2 separate regions of the Homo sapiens genome follow, and region 1 is linked to region 2. The links are chromatin contacts, found by Hi-C or POLR2A ChIA-PET in ENCODE. All regions are on one chromosome and are shown on one strand. The core of a region is the stretch at or near the end of the contact, and the rest is flanking DNA. Distances in the headings are between cores, read along the strand shown. Region 1 holds the start of EIF6 (eukaryotic translation initiation factor 6). Region 2 holds the start of MAP1LC3A (microtubule associated protein 1 light chain 3 alpha).

Evidence for each region. Hi-C counts contacts between places; a loop is a spot of excess contacts on that map. ChIA-PET counts read pairs that join two places held with the same protein, here RNA polymerase II (POLR2A). Pooled maps may share reads with other maps.
Region 1: a pooled map shows a loop between it and region 2 (4-fold over the local background). The contact joins the promoter of EIF6 here to the promoter of MAP1LC3A in region 2. A Hi-C loop is called at or near these places in 5 of 50 pooled maps. POLR2A ChIA-PET finds 5 or more read pairs at or near these places in 3 of 52 experiments (A549, GM10248 and RWPE1).

Annotation. Positions count from the first base shown.
Region 1 is chr20:35,280,958-35,286,021 of GRCh38, reverse strand. It overlaps EIF6 (eukaryotic translation initiation factor 6), which reads left to right and starts at 1,250. Exons shown (of 7, transcript NM_002212.4): 1 at 1,250-1,296; 2 at 1,530-1,641; 3 at 1,761-1,846. The coding sequence starts at 1,535. FAM83C (family with sequence similarity 83 member C) reads left to right here. Exons shown (of 4, transcript NM_178468.6): 4 at 1-291. It overlaps FAM83C-AS1 (FAM83C antisense RNA 1), which reads right to left and starts at 771. Exons shown (of 2, transcript NR_109815.1): 1 at 707-771; 2 at 250-552. RefSeq lists an enhancer at 688-1,238 and a silencer at 1,331-1,520.
Region 2 is chr20:34,555,946-34,560,740 of GRCh38, reverse strand. It overlaps MAP1LC3A (microtubule associated protein 1 light chain 3 alpha), which reads right to left and starts at 2,023. Exons shown (of 4, transcript NM_032514.4): 1 at 1,833-2,023; 2 at 1,478-1,533; 3 at 1,288-1,394; 4 at 396-1,005. The coding sequence starts at 1,872. The coding sequence ends at 843. It overlaps PIGU (phosphatidylinositol glycan anchor biosynthesis class U), which reads left to right. Exons shown (of 12, transcript NM_080476.5): 12 at 1-199. RefSeq lists silencers at 218-267, 1,842-1,891, 2,232-2,321.

The DNA.
Region 1 (5,064 bases), core at 1-2,500, 730 kb before region 2:
GATGCCCTAAAGAGGACTGAGTGGGTCTGAGGTGAATGAGTGAGGAAGAGCAGAGTATGTGGATACCCGGAAACACACACACACACACATCATCATTATCATCATCATCATTGTCGTCGTCATCATCTTGCTGAGTCATCATCATCATCATCATCATTGTCGTCGTCATCATCTTGCTGAGTGTCTCTTGAAGTACAGGCTGTGACAGGTTGTGGGCCATTTTCCTGAACTCACCACTTACCCGGGATAGTAAACATGATACACATCAATAAAGGCAGACTTTATTGTGAATCACAGCGCCTGGTGTATCCTGAACTTTGAGGAGTTATGGGAGGGACACGTTGGGGGAATGGGAAGGGCACCATTCAGGCCAATTATGGGGAAACCCCTGGAGGAGGGTGAATGCCGAAGGAGGAATTGGGGGAGTCCAGGGGCTCCAAGTTACCACTGTGACATTTTGAGAGAACCCGGGGCTTTTGCAGATTCTACAAAATGTGGGCCAAGTTCATCCTGTCCAAGTGTGCAGCAGGGCCCTTGGCCCCCATCACTATCCTGGGGACAGAAGTTGGCTGCTGAGTGAGTGATAGAGGCCGTGCGAGAGGCACATCGTGGAAGCCAACCAGCACCCACATCCTTGCCCACCCTGGACCCCTTTCCAGCCTTTTCCTGAGCCCCTGCTTCCTCAGTCCTCCCCTCTCTCCAGCACCTGCAGCCTGGCTGCCTTTCCGTCTCTGGCTGCGCTCTTTCTCCAGCCTCGGTCTGGCCGCACTTCTGCCTCCTGGAACTCTCTCCATGGGTAGCCTCTTCTAGTCCACCCGTCTTCAGCCCCTCATCTCATTCGTCAGCACTCCACTCCCCTGCTGGGCTCCAGACATGGACTTCTGTCCCTCAAGGCACAGCTGGACTCATCCCTTTCCCCAAACCTGCCCTTCCTCCGGCTTCATTTCCATCAATACCTCCATCATCAACCCTTCCGCGAGACACTCCTGGCCCCTCCTCTCCCTCATGCCTCACAACCGACCAGCCGGAGGTCTAGGTCGATGACAGCTCCTAAAAAGCTCCTGAATGAATAATGAATGAATGAACGCGAGCAGGCTAGGCGTGGGGCCAGGCGGGGTCGCGCCCAGACCGCTCGCGACCATAGAGTCCGCCGGAGGCCGGAGGTAGAGGGGCTGGATGCGTGGCGGGGAGCGCCGGGCTCTCCCGGAAGTCTCCCTGGACGGAAGTGGAAACGGAAACCTTTTTAGGGAGTCCAAGGTACAGTCGCCGCGTGCGGAGCTTGTTACTGGTTACTTGGTAAGCTGGTGTGAGGGGAACCTGGGAGGGTCAGCTCCGGTCCTGGGTCGGGAGGGGTGGGGGCCAGAGGATTCAGGGCCGGAGGTTCTGGTGGGGGCCCAGTGGGCGGGACCCGAGGACGGAGGGGCCGGGAGGCCGAGAGGGGCGGGGTCGCGGCGGGGCCTGAGGGACGGAGGCCGGGATACTTGGGAAAGGATCCGCCGGCCTTGAACTCCCGCCTCCGCCGCCCCTAGGCCTCATGGCGGTCCGAGCTTCGTTCGAGAACAACTGTGAGATCGGCTGCTTTGCCAAGCTCACCAACACCTACTGTCTGGTAGCGATCGGAGGCTCAGAGAACTTCTACAGGTGCGGCGGGAGCCCCGGGGCTTACGGTGGCGGGGAGGCGTGCGCAGGAGTCAAGAGCTCCGGCAGTGGGAGGGTGCCGGCCCCTCTGCCCCGCCACCACCGAGTCCATGTCCCTACAGTGTGTTCGAGGGCGAGCTCTCCGATACCATCCCCGTGGTGCACGCGTCTATCGCCGGCTGCCGCATCATCGGGCGCATGTGTGTGGGTAAGGCAGGTGGAGGACGCCGAGGGAGGGAGTGGTCTCCAAGCACCATTAATTACACCCCCGGAGGGAACCCGGAGTGACCTAGGGATTCCCAGGGTATCATCTGTTATCTCTGGGCACTATAGAATCTCTCAGGCCAAGCGTCAGGAGATCGGGGCAACCCTCTAGCAAAGGCTGCTGGATAATAGTAATAACAAATAATGTAAAGTGCTTTCACTCCTGTTCTCATTCCTTCGTCACAAAGACACTAGAAGGTAGGAGTTACTGGCCTAACTTGACTGATGAGGAAGTTGAGACTTGACCTAAGTGACTCAGTAAGTTCCACACCTAGTTCCTAGTGTTGGAGAAGGATTTTTCTCTTTTTTTTTTTTTTTTGAGGCCAGATTTTTGCTCTTTCGCCCAGGCTGGAGTGCAGTGGCAAGATCACAGCTGTCTGCATCCTCAACTTCTTAGGCTCAAGTGATCCTCCCACCTCAGCCTACCAGGTAGCTAGGGCCACAGGCACGTGCCACCACACCTGGCTAATTTTTACATTTTTGGTAGAGACGCGGCCTCCCTGTGTTGCCCAGCCTGGCCTTGATCTCCTGGGCTCAAGTGATCTTCTTACCTTGGTCTCTTAAAGTGTTGGGATTATAGGCGAGAGCCACTATACCCAGCCGAGGATTTGTATCTCATCTCTCCCTGCCACTGACTGGGCAAGGTGCTTTCTCTTTCTAAGCATCCATTTCTGTCTCTGTAAAGATTAGCTAAGATATGCGGTCTTCCTGCTCAGTTACGTTGGAATCTTAAATTCCCTTTACCACATCTCTACCCTACCTTCCTACCTGTCAGCACTGTTAATTCTGGTCGTTGGTCCTTTCCTTTTTATTATTATTATTATTTTTTTTTGAGATGGAGTTTTCGCTCTTGTTGCCCAGGCTGGAGTGCAATGGCACGATCTTGGCTCACTGCAACACTCTCTTCAAGTGATTCTCCTGCCTCAGCCTCCCAAGTAGCTGGGATTACAGGCGCATCCCGCCACACCCGGCTAATTTTTTTGTATTTTTAGTAGAGATGGAGTTTCACCATGTTGGCCAGGCTGGTCTTGAACTCCTGACCTCAGGTGATCCTCCCACCTCGGCCTCCCAAAGTGCTGGGATTACAGGCGTGAGCCACTGCGCCCGGCCGGTCCTTTCATTAAGCTGGATCTGTCTTCCATTACTGCTGCCCATTGTTTCTTAGTTCTGCTCATTGAGGTCACTTTTAGAAGTCTGTTTATTTTATTTTTTTACTTTTACTTTAATTTTTAAAAATCTTAAGCCTGCTTGGGAGGTCGAGGCAGGTGGATCACCTGAGGTCAGCAGTTCGAGACTAACCTGACCAACATGGAGAAACCCCGTCTCTACTAAAAATACAGAAATTAGCCGGGTGTGGTGGCGCATACCTATAATCCCAGCTACTTGGGAGGCTGAGGCGGGAGAATTGCTTGAACCCTGGAGGTGGAGCTCACCCTGCGGTGAGCTGAGATTGTGCCATTGCATTTCAGCCTGGGCAATAAGAGTGAAACTGTGTCTCAAAAAAAAACAAAAAACAAAAAACAACAACAACAAAAACTTAAGCCTAGTGACCTCAAAGTATTTTCCTATTCAGTTAAAATACTCTGATCTCTAACCATGCCCTTAGGACTTGAAGCAAGTTCTGACAACAAGGGAGATTTTAGCTTAGTCCTTGTGTATTTTATGATGGGAGTGACCTGGAATTCAGAAATTGATTGGCGTGTATTTGTAGATTGTTCATTCTTGTTGCTGTATGGTGTGTTTTGTGTAAGTATATCACAACGTATTCATCCATTCCATCGACAGTGCATTTGGGCAGTTTTCACTTTGGTCTGTTAGGAATAGTGCTGCTGGCCGGGCATGGTGGCTCACGCCTGTAATCCCAGCACTCTGGGAGGCCGAGGCGGGCGGATCACGAGGTCGGGAGATCGAGACCATCCTGGTTAACACGGTGAAACCCCGTGTCTACTAAAAATACAAAAAAATTAGCCAGGTGTGGTGGCGGGTGCCTGTAGTCCCAGCTACTTGGGAGGTTGAGGCAGGAGAATGGTGTGAACCGGGGAGGTAGAACTTGCAGTGAGCCGAGATTGTGCCACTGCACTCCAGCCTGGGCAACAGAACAAGACTCCGTCTCAAAAAAAAAAAAAAAAGTAATAGTGCTGCTATGTTTTTTTAGTGAACACATGTACATATTTCTACTGGGTATATGATACCTAAGAGTGGCATGGCAGAGTCACAGGTTATGTGACTATTTAGTAGTAGTTGCAGATGATGCCAGATAATTATCTAAAGTGATTGACCAACTTACACTCCTGTCTCAGTATGAGAGTTCAGTTGCTCCATATATCTTTGCCAACACTTGGAATTGATGACTTGTAAAAATTTTAGTCATTCTGGCTGGGGGCAGTGGCTCACACCTGTAATCGTAGCACTTTGGGAGGTCGAGGTGGGCGGATCACCTGAGGTTAGGAGTTCGAGACCAGCCTGGCCAACATAGTGAGACCCCATCTCTACAAAATCACAAAAAGTTAGCCAGGTGTGGTGGCACGCACTTGTAATTCCAGCTACTCAGGAGGCCGAAGCAGGAGAATCACCTGAACCCAGGATGCAGAAGTTGCAGTGAGCTGAGATCGCACCACTGCGCTCCAGCCTGGGTGACAGAGTGAGACTCTGCCTTAAAAAATAATAATCTAGCCATTCTGCTATGTGTGTAGTGTTAGCTCAGTTTTTTTTGTTTTTTTGTTTTTTTTTTTTGGAGACGGAGTTTCGCTCTGTCACCCAGGTTGGAGTGCAGTGGCGCGATCTCGGCTCACTGCAAGCTCCGCCTCCCGGGTTCACGCCATTCTCCTGCCTCAGCCTCCCGAGTAGCTGGGACTACAGGCGCCCGCCACCACGCCTGGCTAATTTTTTGTATTTTTAGTAGAGACGGGGTTTCACCGTGTTAGCCAGGATGATCTCGATCTCGATCTCCTGACCTTGTGATCTGCCCACCTCAGCCTCCCAAAGTGCTGGGATTACAGGCGTGAGCCAACACGCCCGGCAGCTCAGTTTTTAAGTAGCAAAATATACAGCTAATGCCAAGAGCTCAGCTTCCCTCCCAGTTGGTGATGGTGAAGTAGGCAGGATTTATTGGGATTCCTGGGTGGTCTCTGGCCTGCCCTGGGTGTTTTCCAGATCAGTGGG
Region 2 (4,795 bases), core at 774-3,273:
AGTCTCTGGTACCAAAAGGGACCCATGGCTGACTGACAGCAAGGCCTATGGGGAAGAACTGGGAGCTCCCCAACTTGGACCCCCACCTTGTGGCTCTGCACACCAAGGAGCCCCCTCCCAGACAGGAAGGAGAAGAGGCAGGTGAGCAGGGCTTGTTAGATTGTGGCTACTTAATAAATGTTTTTTGTTATGAAGTCTACCCTGAGACCACATCTGCATTGCACTCCTAGAGGGGGTGGCCCCTAATAATGTTCTGGAACACTACACACAGGTGTGGGTTTCCAGAGCGAGCACCGCGGCCACAGAACACAAGTCTGTGCGCCAGAGCCCGGGGATGGTGCGGGCAGCCCCACCAGCACCCTCCCCACTCCCAAGCAAGCGGCTGGAGGCACAGGGCCAGGCAGGCCTGAGCAATCTTTATTCTGCAGAGGGACAATGACCACAGATCCATACACCACGTGGAGACCGAGGGGCGGGGAGCCAGGGGCCAGTCTTTCAGGGGTGGGCAGGTCCAGGCGGTGGGCAGAGCCTCGGGTGGGTGAGGGGCAGATGGGCAGACAGGCAGGGGCCTAAAAAAAAGATGAACCACACAGCAGGGGTGCTGGGAGCTGCTCCCCACCCTCCCCCATCCCACCAGCCAGCACCCAGAGGGACAACCCTAACACGACCGGCCCAGGATCCACCCAGGGGCAGAGTAGGTGGGTTGGTGCCCTCTGACTAGGGGGGCACATGCCTGCCCAGCCCACCACGGTAGAGGCAGCTCAGTTCAGGAACCAGGAGCTCTCTGGGCAGGGCCTGACCGGGGCCGCCCGACTCCCAGGCCGAGCCCCCCTACTGCTGGCTCAGAAGCCGAAGGTTTCCTGGGAGGCGTAGACCATATAGAGGAAGCCGTCCTCGTCTTTCTCCTGCTCGTAGATGTCCGCGATGGGCGTGGACACACTCACCATGCTGTGCTGGTTCACCAGCAGGAAGAAGGCCTGCGTGGGGTTCAGCTGCAGGCGGCGCCTGCAGCCGGCGGGAGAGTATGCAGCTGTGAGGGGCTTGGCTGCGGGACGGACATAGCCCTGACCCCCAGAATGATTCCCAGCCTTTCACACCCATTCTCACCCCAGCTGTCACCTCTGACCCAACACCGACTGCAGCCCCGACCTTGACCTTTCCAGCCACCCCAGAACAGGGGCCCACCGCCCGGTCCCATCACCCCTGACCCCACTCCCACCCCTTCTCGGCGGGAACCCGGCTCCCCTCCCGACCCTAGCCACCTCCTGGCGGCGGCTGCCCACGCACCGGATGATCTTGACCAACTCGCTCATGTTGACATGGTCCGGGACCAAAAACTTGGTCTTGTCCAGGACGGGCAGCTGCTTCTCACCCTTGTAGCGCTCGATGATCACCTGGGAGCAGGGCGGGCGGGCAGGGGGTCGTGTCGGGAACGCGCGAGGCGGGGGCGGGGCAGGGCTGGGGGTGCGGGACTCACCGGGATTTTGCTGGGGTGCTGGTCGCGGATCTGCTGTACCTCCTTACAGCGGTCGGCTGCGGACAGCGGCCAGACCGTGAGGCCGGGTCGGGCCGGCCCAGGTCCGCCCCGCCTGTCCCGGAGGGGCGGCCCCCGGCCACGCCCCAGCTCCAGCCCCCACCCCCGGGGCCATCAGGCCCCACAGCCCCTGGCACCTATCGCGGTGGGGAAGCGGGCAGCCCCCGCCCAGGCCGGAGCTGGTCCCAGCCCGAGGGTCCAGCCAGAGCCTGACGTCACGGGGCTGACGTCACCTGCGGCAGTCGGGGTCGGCCGGCACCCCTGCCCCAGAGCTCGCAGCTCGCCTGCCGGGCCTCACCGAAGCTCCGCCGCTGCTTGAAAGGCCGGTCTGAGGGCATCGCGCGGGCCCGGCTGGGCGCGCAGGCCGGGGCTCTGGGGCGCGGGGATGTGTCTGCGGTTTGGGGGCTCCGGGGGCTCCGCGCCTCGCGCTCAAGGGCTCCGGGGCTCGCGCTGAGCACGGCGGCTGCGGCTGCGGGAGGTAACTCGCCCGGTGACGTCAGGTCACAACATTCCTTAAAGGGGAGGCCAGTGCGCCGCTCCCATTGGGCCGACGCACAACCCGCCCGCCCGGACCCGTGACGTCACGGCGCAGAGAGCCTGGGTCCGCGGACCGGGACGCGAGGGGCGGGGCTTCTGGGCGCGTCACAGTCCCGTGACGTCATGGGCAGCGCGGGAGCTTCTCCCGCAGCCCGAACTCAAGGTAAGGCCCGGAGGGCGGTGGGGCCGCCCTAGGCCGATGGAGCGGGCGGGCCAGGCTGCAGCCCCACGGCACCACTTCCCGCCCTCACCGAGTCTGTGTCAGGACTGACGCGGTTCTGGGCGCCGTGGGAAACAGCCGGAGCCAAAGGCCCGGCGCCTTCACGGGGCTTAGGGCGAGAGAAGGGAGAAGGTGCGGGAGGCACAGTCAGACACAGGATAGAACAGGATGCTAGAAATGAACGCCCAGGTTTGAAAAAGAATAATATAATTGAAAAGTAGAGCCATCGAAATTCAGGTCTCAGAGGATGAGGTGAGAAGGCAGAAAAGGACAACAGAAGAGAAATCGTGGACCTGGAGGCTGATCGGAAGCAGCTCACCAGAGAGACAGGTGATGGGGAATAAGGAAAAGGGCACAGATGGCAACGCCAGGAGAACTCGCGGGCCCGAGCAGAGCTCCAGAGGCGAACACTGAAAGACCTGCAGAGACAGTTCCTGAAAAAGAGCTGCCAGAAATGATGCTTAAAATCCAGAGCAGAATGCGCAGACTGAAGATCAACATTTTTTTGGGGGAGGGGGGAGGGGGACGAAGTCTCGTTCTGTCGCCAGGCTGGGGTGCAGTGGTGCGATCTCAGCTCACTGCAACCTCTGCCTCCCGGGTTCAAGCGATTCTCCTGCCTCAGTCAGCCTCCTCAGTAGCTGGGATTACAGGCGCCTGCCACCACCCCCAGCTAATTATTGTATTTTTAGTAGAGATGGAGTTTCACCATGTTGGCCAGGATGGTCTCGATCTCCTGACCTCGTGATCCACTCGCCTCGGCCTCCCAAAGTGCTGGGATTACAGGTGTGAGCCACCACGCCTGGCCGCCGAAATAATTTTTAAAGAATGTAGTTTAGTAACAAGGACATGGAACCCAAAAGGAAGAAATTAGATGGAAAAATGGTGAGCAAATTGGTAAACATGTGAATCTAAACAAGCATTTAATATGCAATATGAATAATAATGATTAATTTGTGGGCCACAGAAACAAGATGCATGAGACACAAGAACATGGAAGACTGAGAGGGCAATTTGAGAGGGGGTTAAAGAGACTGAGCATTGTCTGGCTTTGTAAAGTCAGGTGTGTATTTCAGATATTTAAGAGGATCACCAAAAGAATACAAACGGAACTATAACTGCCAATGCAGAGAAAAGGGTAGTGATGGGTATTAAAACTATAATGGAAGGCAGAAAGGGAGAAAAAGGAAGCAAAGTAAAAGGGATGGTAAATATATAGTACAAAACCAGAGGTAGAAAATGTGGTTTACATTCACCTCTTAAAACACAGATGACCAGATTGGCCAAGAAAAAATAAGATGCAGCTCTATGCTATTTACAAGAGGAAATTTAAAACCTAAGGGCACCAAAAAGTAAAACGATGGGAAAAGGTGTACTAGAGAAAAACTAACCAAAAGATGTACCTATAGAAAACTCAGACAAAATAGGCCTTCAGGCAGAAGACACTGGGGATAAGAGGATCAACATGAAATGATGCGAGGAGGAACTCTGTGAAGAGAGGAAAGTTCTGAACTTCTATGTTCCAGGGTTTTTGTTTTTAAGGCTGAAAATAGGCCAGGCGCAGTGGCTCATGCCAGTAATCCCAGCACTTTGGGAGGCCGAGGTGGGTGGATCACTAGAGGCTGGGAATTCAAGACCAGCCTGGCCAACATGGCAAAACTCTGTCTCTACTAAAAATACAAAGATTAGCTAGCTGGGCGTGGTGGTGCACGCCTGTCATCCCAACTACTCAGGTGGCTGAGGCACAAGAATTGCTTGAACCTGCTAGGCGGAGGTTGCAGTGAGCTGAGATTGCGCCACTGCCCTCCAGCCTGGGCAACAGAGTGAGACTCTGTCTCGAAAAAAAAAAAAAAGAGGCTGAAAATATATTAAGAACACAAGGAGAAATTGCCAGGTCCTCCATCATAGGGAGACATAAGACCTCTTTGAGTAACTAATAAACCAAACAACCAAAAAAAAAAGGACATAGAGGATGTTAATACAGTTACTAATCAAGATCAATGAACCCCAATAGAAAACCTGACAGTTAGTTTTTTAACTTTTAAAATTTAAATTTCAGACCTGTGTGAGACCAACACATTATTTTCAATCACACAAGGAACATTTACAAAAATGACCCAACTACTAGGGTGCACGACAAATCTCAACAGATATCAAATCAGTTTCAACCATATTCTTTGGCCACAGACAAAAGCCGCGTAAGCTCCAGCTGTGTGGAAATTTAAACCTATTCTAAATATGAAGTCATATATAAATAAAAATTATTTAGTTCAAACAAAAAATGAGGATACATATGCTAAGAAAACTTGGTGGCCGGGCGCAGTGGCTCACGCCTGTAATCCCAGCACTTTGGGAGGCCAAGGCAGGCGGATCACGAGGTCAGGAGATCGAGACCATCCTGGCTAACATGGTGAAACCCCGTCTCTACTAAAAATACAAAAAATTAGCTGGGCGTGGTGGCGGGCGCCTGTAGTTCCAGCTACTCGGGAGGCTGAGGCAGGAGAATG